Regions from separate parts of the Homo sapiens genome. Here region 1 is linked to region 2. The links are chromatin contacts, found by Hi-C or POLR2A ChIA-PET in ENCODE. All regions are on one chromosome and are shown on one strand. Each heading gives the region's core, a stretch centred on a gene start or an enhancer-like site at or near the end of the contact. The rest is flanking DNA. Distances are from core to core; before and after follow the strand shown.

Evidence for each region. A loop is a pair of places that touch in the nucleus more often than their neighbours do. ChIA-PET counts read pairs that join two places held with the same protein, here RNA polymerase II (POLR2A). Pooled maps may share reads with other maps.
Region 1: POLR2A ChIA-PET joins it to region 2 with 12 read pairs in HepG2. The contact joins the promoter of DHRS2 here to the promoter of THTPA in region 2. A Hi-C loop is called at or near these places in 4 of 50 pooled maps. POLR2A ChIA-PET finds 5 or more read pairs at or near these places in 2 of 52 experiments (BJ and HepG2).

The regions. Positions count from the first base shown.
Region 1 is chr14:23,633,655-23,640,749 of GRCh38, reverse strand. DHRS2 (dehydrogenase/reductase 2) reads right to left here and starts at 4,386. Exons shown (of 9, transcript NM_005794.4): 1 at 3,978-4,386; 2 at 1,746-1,923; 3 at 1,394-1,571; 4 at 855-956. The coding sequence starts at 1,885.
Region 2 is chr14:23,554,197-23,561,901 of GRCh38, reverse strand. THTPA (thiamine triphosphatase) reads right to left here and starts at 5,631. Exons shown (of 2, transcript NM_024328.6): 1 at 4,598-5,631; 2 at 1,631-3,207. The coding sequence starts at 5,144. The coding sequence ends at 3,062. It overlaps AP1G2 (adaptor related protein complex 1 subunit gamma 2), which reads left to right. Exons shown (of 22, transcript NM_003917.5): 18 at 267-390; 19 at 471-606; 20 at 1,484-1,647; 21 at 1,866-1,964; 22 at 2,052-2,335. The coding sequence ends at 2,153. AP1G2-AS1 (AP1G2 antisense RNA 1) reads right to left here and starts at 805. Exons shown (of 4, transcript NR_110555.1): 1 at 29-805. It also overlaps a transcript of ZFHX2 not described here. RefSeq lists enhancers at 4,589-4,638, 5,499-5,758, 5,317-6,251.

The DNA of each region.
Region 1 (7,095 bases), core at 3,137-5,636, 80 kb before region 2:
ATAGAAGGGAGGGGCCAGCCTGAAGATGATGTTGGCAAGTGAGAGTGCAGGATCTAGGGAAGGCAGAACACTCTAAGGCCAGAAGGCAGGAAACACTTTGACCCAGTGCTTAGGGCAGAGTGGTGAATGCTCACAATAGCAGAAAGAATGAGATTCATCACGACGCATTCTGGCAGAGAGAACAGAAAACAAAACATGAGAGTGAAGGGAACAGAAGTCACTGGGGAACAACTAGGCCCAAGATGAGCTTCAAGGCATTTTACAAGGTCTCTCCCGGTCCCTTGTGGACAAGGTAGCAGAATCCTTGAATGGACTTACAGCAGGCTGGGATGTCTAAGCCCCCGGAATGCTGATGGCTGGATCTGGTCCTGTCGGCAAGTTTGTGTGGGACTCAGTGAGGAGCCCCCTTCTAGGAGAGACAGTCTCCGCTACAGGCACAGGTCACCAAAGAAAAACACAGTATCCGTATCTTCCCCTACAAAAGGGTGTACCATACAAAAATGTTTGACTCTTACAGAGAGACTCTGACTAACCATTCACAGCTGTATCCCTAGAGCCTGGAATAGTGGTGCCTGGCAGACAGCAATAAATACCTGCTGAATGATTAAATGAAAAAGTGATGAGAAGAGAAAACAAAGCAGAAAGTGTGGGGGCCAGATTTAAGAACCAACAAGCCAGAAAGTAGCATCCGGGCACATTTTGGGAGACAGCTGGCCAGGCAGGACTACCACCCAGGGCCTGCTTCTCCCATAACCTCTGGAGGGAAACAGAGTCTTGGTGGGCACAGGCATGCTGGAGCCCAGTGCAGAGCTGGAATCGGGCCCTCAGCCGCCTCCCCAGGGGAGGCCTCTCACCTTGTCCCAGATCTGCTCACTGGTCCCCAGAGTGCTCCCTACCAGAGGGTTGACCCCTGCGCTGCACACCAGGAAGTCGACGCCCCCACAGTGCTCCAGGGCCTGCGGAGAGGAGATTGGATGAGTGTGGAGATGGCCTGAGGAGGACTATCCCTCCCAGGGCAGCCCAGGTCATAAGGCCTTCAGGCAAAGCTTGCAGAGCTCCTAAAGGAAAATGACCTAGGTGTCCCAAGGGCAGGCTCCTGGGGCCAGGCACTGAGAGAGGAAGGTCTGCTCCAGGAGTCCCTCTGGGGACCTCCCTCACCCCTTCAGACTCCTCCTCCACAGTGATTCTCCCCGGGCCTGGGGGTGGGGTGAGGGTCCTCTCACGAACAGGTCACTTTCCTGAGGGACCTTCTGGGTAGCGAGGTTAGCTTGGGCAGCCTGGGTGCAGTCATGGTCTCAGGACATATTCTAGACCCACCCCACAAGGGCCAAGCAGTGAAGGAAAGGTTCTGCATGTTCCCCTCTCTGTGTCCTTCCACCGCCTGCCCCCTCACCTTGGCCACCAGCTGCTCCCGGTCCTCAGCCTTCCCCACGTGGCACACAATGCCCGCCACACTCAGCCCCTCCCCCTGCAGCTTGGCCATGGCCCGGTCCACGTTCTGCTGCTTCCGGCTGCTGATGACCACGTGGGCCCCGTCCCGGGCCAGACGTCGGGCGATGGCAAAGCCGATCCTGAATGCAGAGATGGAGGGCAAAAGTCAGCCTCAGCCTCTCTCCACTGTCCTTCCTCTACCCAGCTCTGGAAATCAGCAAATAAGGCTGGGTCTTGCTTTAAAACCCTGAGTCCTTGTGGAAGCCACAAGGACCCTGTGAGGGGCCAGGACCCATGGGCAATCCAGCACTCACCCACTGGTGGACCCCGTGACCACGGCTACCCGGTTAGCCAGGACGCCCTTCCTGTCTATCCCGGTGCTGCTCATCCTCACAGAAAGCCTAGCACAGGGATGAAACCAGCCCTGGTAGCCCCGGGCAACTGCTGACAGCATAGTGGTTGGTGTCTGAGATGCTTCCTGCTGAATCAGGCCTGGGGGAAAGAATCAATTTCACTTATCACTGATGCCTCAGTGAGCATGAAGGTAATCTACCCTCCTCCTTCCTCCAGACAGACAAGGCCAGCAACAGAAAGTGGCAGAGAGTCAGGCTGGTTAGGGTAAATTTCAAACATGTGAACCTCAGGTCAGGAAAGCAATCCATGAAAACTCCTAAGCTATAAAACTGGGGAAATTATTCACAAATTAAAATGTGAGACTCAACATTCATTAGACAAGGGTGATTTTTCCATCCATTGCATAGCAAACATTGAGCACTGGCAATGTGTCAAGCACTGGGCAGTAGAGGCGGGGACACCTTAGTAAACGACAGACTCAGCCCTGGACCCCAACCATGCAGCTTCCCAGTTAAATGAGATGCCAGGCACCAACAAATAATTATACCAGTTATTAATTAACTGCTTCTGTGTCTGGAATTGGTGGGTTCTTGGTCTCGCTGACTTCAAGAATGAAGCCACGGACCCTCGCAATGAGTGTTACAGTTCTTAAAGATGGTGTGTCCGGAGTTGTTCATTCCTCCCATCCGGAGTTGTTCATTCCTCCCGTCCGGAGTTGTTCATTCCTCCTGGTGGGTTAGTGGTCTTGCTGGCTTCAGGAGTGAAGCTGCAGACCTTCGCAGTGAGTGTTACAGCTCTTAAAGGCAGTGCGTCTGGAGTTGTTCATTCCTTCTGGAGGGTTTGTGGTCTCACTGGCCTCAGGAGTGAAGTTGCAGACCTTCGTGGTGAGTGTTACAGCTCTTAAAGGCAGCGCGGACCCAAAGAGTGAGCAGCAGTGAATCAAGATTTATTGCAAAGAGCGAAAGAACAAAACTTCCACAGTGTGGAAGGGGACTCAAGCAGGTTGCTGCTGCTGGCTCGGGTGGCCTGCTTTTATTCCCTTATCTGGCCCTGTCCACATCCTGCTGATTGGTCCATTTTACAGAGAGCTGATTGGTCTGTTTTATAGAGAGCTGATTGGTCCATTTTGACAGAGTGCTGATTGCTGTGTTTACAAACCTTTAGCTAGACACAGAGTGCTGATTGGTGCATTTACAATCCTTTCGCTAGACACAAAAGTTCTCCAAGTCCCCACCTGATTAGCTAGACATAGAGTGCTGCACCCTTGCTTGTCCTCCTAGACCATGAGGAGGACCGAGAAAAATCGGATTTAGTGGCCCTTACCGACGCATTCTCGAAAACCTGTTAGAGTCCTAAGCATTCTCCTGTTAGTATTGGGAACTTACCCGTGTCCTATAAAGATGTTATGCCCCAAAAATGAAGAAGAGTAACCTGAGGGAGGGAAGGGGTCTCCAGGGTTGGAAAAGTGACACCTTTTGTCCTCACTTATATGAATAGGAAGGATACAATTTCTGAGGCTCCCCCTATCCTAGCTTCAGGAATAGCTTTTGTTAGACCTGCTTATCTGAGGAGGGATTCTAAAATTCCAGATAGTTCCCCCTACAACTGGGCTTTGGGCAAAAATTATGTCTTTCTGATTGGTGAGCCCAGGTGCCTAAAGAAGGTAACAGAGTCCTGAAATTTTTACTAGAAATCATTCTTATAAGAGAAATTAGAAAAGCACCAGAGACAGGGAGTGGTTTTTTAGAAGTGGGACTAGCCTAGGAGAAGAGAGGAGAGAGAAAGTTTGTCTGGCAGGCATTAGGACCCAGCGAGCAAGGGTCAGGATAGATAGGATAGATAGGTGAGTCTCACTTGGGCAACATGCCTTTGAGAGTTCCGCTCATGGCCGCAGGGTCAACCAACTTGTTGTGGGGACTCCGGAGCTGAATGGCTTTCCTCTCTGTTGACCCTCAGCTCAGCCCAGAAGTACAGGAAAAGCGGAAGCTGGTTCCAGGCAAAACAACATTCCCAACTCCACAGAGCCAGGGGTTGTTAGAGATCCCTTTCCCAGAAAGCCTGACACCCACGTTTTTAGTCCAGCGGCTGCGCTAGTCACTTTTAACTGGCCGACAGGTGCCCAGAATTTAGCCACCGAATTCTAAGGAAAAATAGGACAGAATAGCAAATGAAAGGGATCTGATGGTACTCACCACTTGGCGATAGGTGATAGTCTCACCGCTTGGTGATGGTCTCACCACTTGGCAATAGTCTCACTGCTTGGCAATAGTCTCACCACTTGGTGATAGGTGACAGTCTCTTCAAAGTCACCAAAATGTGTACGGAATTGATGGGTTCTTGGCCTCACTGACTTCAAGAATGAAGTTGCAGACCCTTGCGGTGAGTATTACGGTTCTTAAAGATGGTGTGTCCAGAGTTGTTCATTCCTCTCGGTGCATTCGTGGTCTTGCTGGCCCCAGGAGTGAAGTTGCAGACCTTCGCGGTGAGTGTTACAGCTCTTAAAGGTGGCACGGACCCAACGAGTGAGCAGCAGCAAGATTTATCATGAAGACCAAAAGAACAAAGCTTCCACAGCGTGGAAGGGAACCAGAGCAGGTTGCTGCTGCCGGCTCAGGCAGCCTGCTTTTATTCCCTTAACTGGCCACACCCACATCCTGCTGATTGGTCCATTTTATGGAGAGCTGATTGGTCCATTTTACAGAGAGCTGATTGGTCTGTTTTACAGAGAGCTGATTGGTCCGTTTTGACAGAGTGCTGATTGGTGCATTTACAAACCTTTAGCTAGACACAGAGTGCTGATTGGTGCATTTACAATCCTTTAGCTAGACACAAAAGTTCTCCAAGTCCCCACCAGATTGGCTAGACACAGATTGCTGATTGGTGCATTTACAAACCTTTAGCTAGACACAGAGTGCTGATGGGTGCATTTACAAACCTTTAGCTAGACAGAAAAGTTCTCCAGGTCCCCACCGGACCCAGAAGCCCAGCCGGCTTCACCTCTCAATGGCACACACTGCAGGACTTTGCGGCACCTAGCCCAGGCACTCCAGCAGCCCAGAGGGAGCTCATCCCCCAGTCAGGCCCAGCTGGCACCGGCCGGCCCACGGAGCCCCTGCTGGCCGGTGAGTGCCCTGTACAGTGTGGGCTCCTGCCGGCGCCTCTCCCTCCACACCTCCTGGCGAGCAGAGGGAGCTGGCTTCGGCCTTGGCCAGCCCCAGAGAGGGGCCCCCACAGTGCAGTGGTGGGCTGAAGGGCTCCTCAAGTGCAGCCAGAGTGGATGTGGAGGACGAGGAGGCACCAAGAGTGAGCAAGGGCTGCTAGCATATTGTCACCTCTCACTTCTAGTTGAAAAAGCAAAATCAACAGAAACTCTCATTCACTGCTGGGTAGAGGGTAAGTACAATCACTTTGGGAAATGATTTGGCATTATACGGAGAAGTTGAAAATAAAGATCTCTGACTCTGTAGAGGGAACTTGCATCCTGCAGACAGGAGGTCATGTGTGCACCAAGAGACTGTACACACAGGTTCAGAGAAGCCTGCTTAGAATGTTCCAAACTGGAAACAAGTCTGTATTAGTTTGTTTTCACACTGCTATAAAGAACTAACTGAGGCCAGGCACGGTAGCTCACACCTGTAATCCCAGTACTTTGGAAGGCCAAGGTGGGCAGATCCCTTGAGCTCAGGAGTTTGAGACCAGCCTGGGCAACAAGGTGAAACCATGTCTCTATAAAAATTAGCTGGGTGTGGTGGTGCATGCCTGTAGTCACAGCTACTCGGGAGACTAAGATGGGACGATTGCTTGAGCCCAGGAGGTCAAGGCTGTGGTAGGCTGAGATTGCACCACCGTACTCCAGCCTGGGAGAGAGAGCAAGACCCTGTCTCAAAAAAAAAAAGAACTACCTGAGACTGGGTAATTTATAAAGAAAAGAGGTTTAATTGACTCACAATTCCACAGGCTGTACAGGAAGCATGGCTGGGAAGGCCTCAGGAAACTTACAATTAAGGCAGAAGGTGAAATGAAGCAGGCAGAACTTACACAGCTGGAGCAGGAGGAAGTGAGAGCAAAGGGGGAGGTGCTACACACTTCCAAACAACCAGATCTCATGAGAACTCACTCACTATCACAAGAGCAGCAAGGGGGAAATCTGCCCCCATGATCCAATCACCTTCCACTAGGCCCCCTCCTCCAACATTGGGGATTACAATTCGACATGAGATTTGGGCAGGGACACAGACCTAAACCATATCAAAGTCTATATGCCTATTAACGGTGGAATGGATAAACAAACTGTGTTGCATTTCTATAATGGAATACTATACAATAATGAAAATGAATGAGCTGAAGCCACACTGAACAACATAAAGGAATCTTAAAAAATATACTGTTGAGTAAAAGAAGTCAGACACAAAAGAATACATATTATTTGAGTCCACAAGTTTCAACAACAGGTAAAACAATTCTATATTGCTTAAGAAGGCAAACAGGTGACAAAAATACAGAGAAATGCAGGGCAGTGATCACCACAAAAGTGAGGAGAGTGGGTATTTCCGCAGTAGAGCTGTGGGGAGGCAGTTATGATTAAGAAGGTGCAAACAGGCTAGGCACGGTGGCTCATGCCTGTAATCCCAGCACTTTGGAGGCCAAGGCAGGGGGATCACTTGAGGTCAGGAGATGGAGACCAGCCTAGCCAACATGGTGAAACCTCATCTCTACTAAAAATACAAAAATTAGCCAGGTGTGGTGGCGCATGCCTATAGTCCCAGCTACTTGGGAGACTGAGGCAGGAGAGTCGCTTGAACCCAGGAGTTGGAGGTTGCAGTGAGCCAAGATTGCACCACTGCACTCCATCCTGGGTGACAGAGGGAGACTCCGTCTCAAAAAAAAAAAAAAAAAAAAAAAAAAGAAGGGGCAAACTAAAGAGCTTCTAGCGTGCTGGCAATGTTGTATTTGATAAGCAAGTGATGCCTACATGATGTCCATGAAGATATATTATATCACCTATGTATGTGTATACTTTTTACGTATGTGTTATAATTCACAATTTAAAAGTTTAAAAGTAAAGATTACCTGCTCATGGTAAATTTTAAAATTCAAGCAGCTTAAAACTTAATTCAAAAATTAAATCCTCCAATTCCCTTCTCAGAAGAAAATTTGCCAGCATCTCAGATACTTTCTCAAAGTTGTTCTATGCAAAGGGCTTTGCTTTAAATAAGCAAAACTTTCTGATTTTAAACATTCAGTTCACAGAGGGCTTTCATGGAGTATCCTAGCCAGGAAGCAGAGGATCAGTAATGAGTGTCATGTGAG
Region 2 (7,705 bases), core at 4,382-6,881:
TTTCTAGGTACAAGGGCCTCATCCTCACCTGTGTTCTTCCATATCCACGGTGAGAGCTTCCCACCCACTGTTAATTGAAGCTAAGCTGGCTTCCAACCCTCCTTGTTCATCTGAAAATCAGCAACAACATGTCATTTTAGGAAATCAGAAGGGTACTTCTGAGCCACCATGTGCCCAGGGCTCCATATTCCTAGTCCTCATCCTAGATGCCTCTTGTGAAAGGCCCAGAGACCACACAGAGGCACACTTGCATTCCATCCTCTCAGGGCTGCCATCCTGGAAAAAATGCCTCTTGTGGAGCGAGATGGCCCTCAGGCTGATGAGGAAGCAAAGGAAAGCAAAGAAGCAGCCCAGCTTTCAGAAGCAGCCCCAGTGCCCACAGAGCCCCAGGTGAGAAGGCTAGAAACTCTGGGGTAGGAAGACGGGCTGAGCTTCATACCCAGCCCTGCCCCTTCTGTCCCTTCTGCCAGGCCTCACAGCTCCTGGATCTGCTAGATCTCCTGGATGGGGCTTCTGGGGATGTCCAGCATCCTCCCCATCTGGACCCCTCCCCAGGAGGTGCCCTGGTACACCTGCTTGACCTTCCCTGTGTACCTCCACCCCCAGGTAAGCCTAAGCAAAGGGAAGATGTCTTAGAGAAGGTAGGTGGAAATGTACTGCTCCTCCTCCTAAGCCAAGGGCTGAGGCTCATGGACCCTGCTTCTTCCTGTGTGTCCCCCATCCCATCGCCATCTCAGGAGGTAAAAGAATGAAGTCAATCATGGTCATCTGTCTTCCCTTTGTTCCAGACTTCTTTCCCTGGCCTACAGGGCCCTGCTTCCTCCCCAACCCTTCTTATACCACTTTCCCACTACCCACTCACTGCCCCCTTCTCAGCTCCTCACACCCTCCCACCCTTGGCATTTCATGTTCTTTTTTACATGGAATGTTCTTTCCCCAGCACATCAAATGACCAGCTCATTCTCACTCTTCAGGCTTCAGCTAAAATGTCAGATGCCTTCCCCTACCACTCCTATTTAAGTCAGTTCTCCCCAGTTATTCTGGCATGACTTACTTCCTTCATAGCATCTATTATGGTCTGTAATTATCTTGCCTTTTTTTTTTTTTTTTTTTTTTTTTTTTTGAGACAGCGTCTTGCTCTGTCACCCAGGCTGGAGTGCAGTGGCGTGATCTCGGCTCACTGCAACCTCTGCCTCCCGGGTTCAAGCTGTTCTTGTGTCTCAGCCTCCCAAGTCCGGGCCTCAGGTGATCCACCCACCTCAGCCTCCCAAAGTGCTGGGATTACTGGCTCACGCCCGGCCTTTTTTTATTGTTTCTCTCCCCCATTAGACAGTAAGCTCCATCCTCATCTACATGTCTACTTTGTTACTAGCCTTTCGAGTAGTGCAGGGCCAGTAGGTGTTTACTCAATTTTTGTTGAATGAATGAACAAACATGTTCTCTCAAACCTGCACACTGAGCTGCTTCTGTCTCCCTACTCCAGCTCCCATCCCAGATCTCAAAGTGTTTGAGCGTGAGGGAGTACAGCTGAATCTGTCTTTCATTCGACCCCCTGAAAACCCTGCTTTGCTGTTAATCACCATCACTGCCACCAACTTCTCAGAGGGTGATGTCACCCATTTCATCTGCCAGGCTGCTGTGCCCAAGGTTTGTAAAGATCAGAGTTCAGAGGTGGCCTGGGGACTCCAGGAGAAAAGGCCACTAAGTGGAGGAGGTGGGTGGGAGACAGTGTGAGATGGGATTGAGTCATCTGGAGATCAGCACTTGGGGAGTTACAGGAAAAGGGTGTGGAGCCACTGAGTATAGAGGGGCTGCCTGAGCCCTACCTACTGCCATACTGTGCTCTGTTAAACTCCTGTGTTCAGAGTCTCCAGCTGCAGCTGCAGGCCCCCAGTGGGAACACAGTTCCAGCTCGGGGTGGCCTTCCTATCACCCAGCTCTTCAGAATCCTCAATCCTAACAAGGTGAGCTTCAGGAGTTCCCCCAAGACAAGACCCAGGGATAGAAGAAGCCGTGGGTGCTAACCCTGGTCCCTGCTCTCCTATTCCTAGGCCCCCCTGCGGCTAAAGCTGCGCCTCACCTACGACCACTTTCACCAGTCGGTGCAGGAGATCTTTGAGGTGAACAACTTGCCTGTGGAATCGTGGCAGTAACTGTCTCCACTCACAGCCTGAAATTCTCCTGTGTCCCAAACCCCAGGGGGCCCCAGCAGCTTCGAACCTACACCTGAGGGCTACCAGCAGGTGGCGCTCTGGCTTTGCACTGCAAAAACTGGGGACCAGCCCCCTTCTCCCACAAATAAAGCCCAATAAAGCCTGAGAAGTGAGGAAAGCCATATTTGGGTATATTTGAAGTGGAAAGTGTGTATGAATAACAGCAAGGGAAGAGCATTCTTACATAGGAGGTATGCATCTTCCCCTGAGCCTTGAGAACCTGTCTCAACACGGGGGCGGGGAGGGGGCAGCTGTTGGTTCTTTCTAACCCTCTCCAGGTCAGGGAACAAATTTGCCCCTAAACTTCCACAGGAGGCACTCTACCCTCTGGGCCAGAGCTGGGCACAGTGGCAAAGTCAGATTAGAATTTCTAGAGTTCTAACAGCGATTCCCAACCATTTCCTCAACTTTTCTTCTGTTTCCCACATCCCAAGGCAGGGAAATCCCTGCTGCCTCTCCTCATCTTCTAACTCAGCTGTAAGGCGGTTTAGGAGCCGCTGGCAGAATCAATGGCATCGACCAAGGGAGGGGGGGTGGCAAGGGATTTTCCTGTGCTTAACTACTGATCACGGCTAAGTGGAAATCCTATAAACACGAGCGGAAATCAATGGAGGCTGCTTAGCGGCCAGGGGAGAGGGGCGGCCCACAGATTGCATCTGACGGATGAGCGAGAGGAAGCAGCCAGGGAGGGCTCAAGGAAGAGTAGCTTAGAGGAGGGGGAAGAAACAGGCAGCGCTGGAGAGAGAGGAGTCACTGTCAGAAGGGACACTGAGGGGAGAGGCACAGTGGGCCCAGGAGTGGACTCCGTTAGACCCAGAGTTCCCTTCCCCTTCTAGGAAGTGACACCCCTAGCCCAGGCAGTGGTCAGGATCTTCAGTCTCCTGTGGCCTCTCTCTGGAGCTGTTCACTTCTAGCAGGCGCTGATAGTCTTGAGGCCGGAAACGCTGTAGATACACAATCAGCTTGGCTGGTGCTGTCTCCTGTGCAGGCACACCTACAGGTAAAAGGACAATGAGGAGAGAAATGGACAGAGCCACAAGCACTTGGACTCTGCTCCCTGCCCACCTAGCCAGGACTCCGTGGATGTTTCCAAAGCCACACTGGGGTTCTGAATGTCACCCACCCAGCTTCTGTAACACACTAGTCCACTCCCTGCCTGCCTGTGGAAGTGGGACCTAAAAGAGCAACTTCAGGCAAGAGTGGGACTAGAAGCCACACCTCAGCCTCTCTCCTCCAGCAAGGAGAAATGGCGAAGAGGCACCCAGGCACCAAGATAAACGAAGGATGCCTCAGCGTCAGCTCATTTCAGTTATTACCCTGTTCCGCAATCAAGATTAAAGCCCTAGACCAGGCCAAAGCTCATTAGCTTAGTAATGAAGCACATGCAGAGATGTACACATAGAAACCAAGAGCTATAGAAAGAAGAGGAGGGAAGCTATAGCCATGGGGTGGGATTCACATAGAATTCTCGCCTCTACATGGTGAGGTGAGAATGGAACTGCCTGTTGCCAGTGTCTTGTTGTTAGTGCCTGGCAGCATGCTGGGCACATAGCAAGGAACTCAGTGTATGTTTGCTGAGGGGGCTCAAACAGCACTGCAGGGCTGTAAGGCCCCATGGGATGCACAATTCCTAGTGTGGATGAACTGTCTACAAGGGAATTATGCTTAGGAACAAATCTGCCAAATCATGCCCCACTGTCTCACATAACTATAATGTTATTGTCCTTTACAAAAAGCCAAAAGGACAAATTAAAAGGATCTAGGTAATTGTAAAACAAAAGGACAAGACTGGTTGGACTCTCAGTGTAGTGGGCAGTGCATCAGTCTCATGATCTGAAGATCCTGGGTCTGAGCCTCCCAGAGGGCAGCTTTTGTAAAAAGGCTTACTTTTTACTCCTTGTGGAGGAGTGGTGACTGAAGAAGAAGAAAAAAAAGAGATTGGGGGAAGGAAGAGTCAAAGCAGGGAACTGAGAAATGAAACTGAAGGAGATCTGGCTATAGGTATGAGAACTAAATGAGGCAGGTTGGCTGGAATTAGACACGTGGAAGGACTAGATCCAAATTAGCTACTGTTAAAGAGAAAACGAGATTTCACAGAACTGTAAGCAAACTTAGAAAATTGCTAAAACAATTCCCATTACAAAAATAATCCAGGCCAGGCACAGAGGCTCACACCTGTAATCCCAGCACTTTGGAAGGCCGAGGCAGGCAAATTGCTTGAGTCCAGGAGTTCCAGACCAGCCTGGGCAACACGGCAAAACCTTGTCTCTATTAAAAAAAAAATTTTTAATCCGGAGGCCCTCCCCCACTGCATGGTCCAGCAGGTGCCTCCAAAAGAGAAAAGTGGGGAGCAGGAAAAGCACAAAAGGGCCTGTCTCCCTCACCAAGCATGCTGCTGAGCCTGTGGATCTTCTCTAGGGCAGTTGGTACTTCAGCCTCCTCATGCACCAGGGCCTCTACCTCACCCACAGCGTAGCCAAAGTCGGCTGTATCCAAGTCCACCCTGAGCTGTGGCTCCTCTTCATCAGCTCCCAAGAGCACCAGCTTCCAGGCACTCCGCTTAGTCACAAAACTAGCTACTTCCTGCAGCCCCAGTGGGCCCAGCACAGCAGCCACATCTCCAGCCCCCAGGCCGTCAGCCCGCAGCACCTTACAGAGTTGGGCCACAATTGTAGGTTCCGCTGTGAGTTCCTTATACTCCGTGTGGGGTCCTAAGACACCTGCTGCTCCAGGACATTTGAGCTCCCATCCACTATCCTCTCGTCGTCGCAGCCAGTGGTCAGCCTGCATGAGGCTCAGCTCAGGGGTGTCATAGTAGGTGTCTCGGAAGGTGACCCGGTACTCCAGGGTGCCCCCCAACTCCTGCAGCCGCTCCTCTGTGCCAGGCCCTGGAAGGAACTTTCGCTCCACCTCAATCAAGCCCTGGGCCATGCTACCTGCAATTGGCTGAACAAACGTTTGCTGAGTTCCCAAGGATGCAAAGCCTGGTGCTCAGCTCCTGGGGCGTCAACTCAGTACAGAACCCCTCCCTGGAAAAACTTATGAGGGGCACACTGTGTCGCAATAGTCTCTAGGGCTACTGCCCTTTTCTCTCTACCTCGGTGACATTAAGGCCCCGTCGGTGATATTTTAAGGCTCTGACAGTGACAGGTCTCCAGTAAAATCCCTTCCACTGCTGCTGATGTCCTCAATCCAAAGAGACCCCTAGAAAGCAGGCCGGGTAGCGGGTGTCCTTTCAACGCCCCCCTCTCTACACCTTGCCACCCCAGGAGGCTACTGGCTCACGACCCGGGAGGACCTGCCCTTTCCTGCTACACTACCGGCCAGCGGAACTTCAGGTCTCACCTCAAAGCCCGAGAGTCTCCTCGCGGGACCCACAGAGGGGGAAGGGAGCCCACGCCATACACTCGCGAGGAATGCCGGGAGCAGTTCCGGATCCCGGACCTCGGCCCGACCCTCCGCGCGCCCGGCAGGTCCCGGCACCAGCGGCCATATTACGCCCGTTGTGGCGGTGCCGAGAGCAGGCCAGGGCTCGAGACACGCGCTATGTAATGGGAGGCCGCGACCCCCGCGGTGGCCAGGGGAGCGAGGCCGCCCCTTGCATTCTGCTCCTCATTGTTGGCCCCGCACGGCTCCCGGGGGCTGGTACAGGTCTCATGCCTGAGGCTGAGCCAGGCACCCCGAGGCGCGGATGCATGATGGGAGATGTAGTTCCAAAGGGAGACTTTGCCATCTCGCCCCGCCCGTCGCTATGGCGACAGGAAAGCTGCACTTGGTGCCTGCGGTACTCTACCTAAAGCTGAACTGGGGCTACAAGGCGGCGGGGAGAGTCGGGTGCAAGGAGCTCAAGCCCCAGTCCCGTCTCCAACACCCCCCGCCGCACCCCCAACGCAGGCAGATGGGCCTGGAATACAAGCCATTCACACCGTCCAACAGATATCTGCTATAGCAGCCAGCTAAGCGCAGGCCAGTGGCAATGGTGGCGAGGGGGGTTGGGGTGGGGGGAGGGAAGGGGGCGGGGGCAGCGCGTAATAAAGTCCAGTTTAGCTACTCTGGAGTTTTAGAGGGGATCTAATACCTCCTGGCATGAACGTTGAGGGTAAGAGTGGGTGAGAAACTTTCTGTCAGAGAATAAAGTGGTATTTTGGCCAGGAACTAAAGATATGATGGTATTTCAACAGTTGGAGACCTAGATGGAGACAGGAATAGCCTAAGCAAAGGCCCAGAAACTGGAGAGCACCTGGGTGGTACGTAAGGAGAAGACGAGGCTAGAAATGCAGTTGAGGGAAAAGCCTTGAGTGCTAGACTGAGGAGTTTGTCAGAGTTTCCAGCGGTCCCTAAGCAGTTTTTGTCAGGTGTAGAACTACTTATGTTCATTTAGAATACAGAAAGGCCGGTGCGGTTGCTCACACCTGCAATCCCAGCACTTTGGGAAGCCGAGGCAGGTGAATCACCTGAGGTCAGGAGTTCGAGACCAGCCTGGCCAACATGGAGAAACCCCCCCGGCCCGCCGTCTCTACTAAAAATGCAAAAATGAGCCGGGCATGGTGGCGCGTGCTTGTGTTCCCAGCTACTCCAGAGGCTGAGGCATGAGAATTGCTTGAACCTGGGAGGCAGAGGTTGCAGTGAGCTGAGATGGCGCCACTGCACTCCAGCCTGGGCGACAGAACGAGACTCCATCTGTCCCCAAAAAAATAAAATTCAGGAAAACATGGGGGTTGGCCCTTTGAATGCTTTGGGAGACAAAATATTAATAGAGATGATTCCTTCTTACTCCCTCTGAGGACTATGGTTATCTGGAGACTCTAACTATATGTCTGACCTTCCATGTGAGGAAGCTCCCTGAGGAACCGTGGCTCTTAACTCCTGGACTCCTTCCTATGATGGGTGAGAAGTGCCATGTTCTCAACACCTGCCCTCTCACCAGTATGTTTCTGGAAATACATGACCAGTGAGAGGTATTATAGGGAGAAGGACACTGGTTTAAAGACATGGCATTTTGGCCAGGTGTGTTGACTCACACTTGTAATCCTAGCACTTTGGGAGGTCGAGGCAGGAGGATCATTTGAGGCCAGGAGTTTGAGACCAGCCTGGGCAACATAGGAAGACCCTGTTTCTACAAAAAAAAAAAAAAAAAAATTTTAATTAGCCGGGTGTGGTAGTGCATGCCTGTGGTCCCAGCTGCTCAGGAGGTTGAGGCAGCGGGATAGCTTGAGCCCAGGAGGTCAAGGGCAGTGAGCTACGATCCTGCTACTGCCTGCACTCCAGCCTCGGCAACAGAGCAAGACCCTGTGCATAAATAAATAAACAAATGGCATCTTGAACTTGGAGTAGCTTGGGTCAACCTCTGTCCCCACTCCATGTTAAGCACTGTTGGTTAGGGAGAGAAGAAACCCCAGCTCCTAAAGCCTGCTTTTCATCCATCTTTTGCTTTCCGGTTTTGTTAACCTGGGATGAAGACCTAATTTTTCCTTATGTTATAAGATCCAATC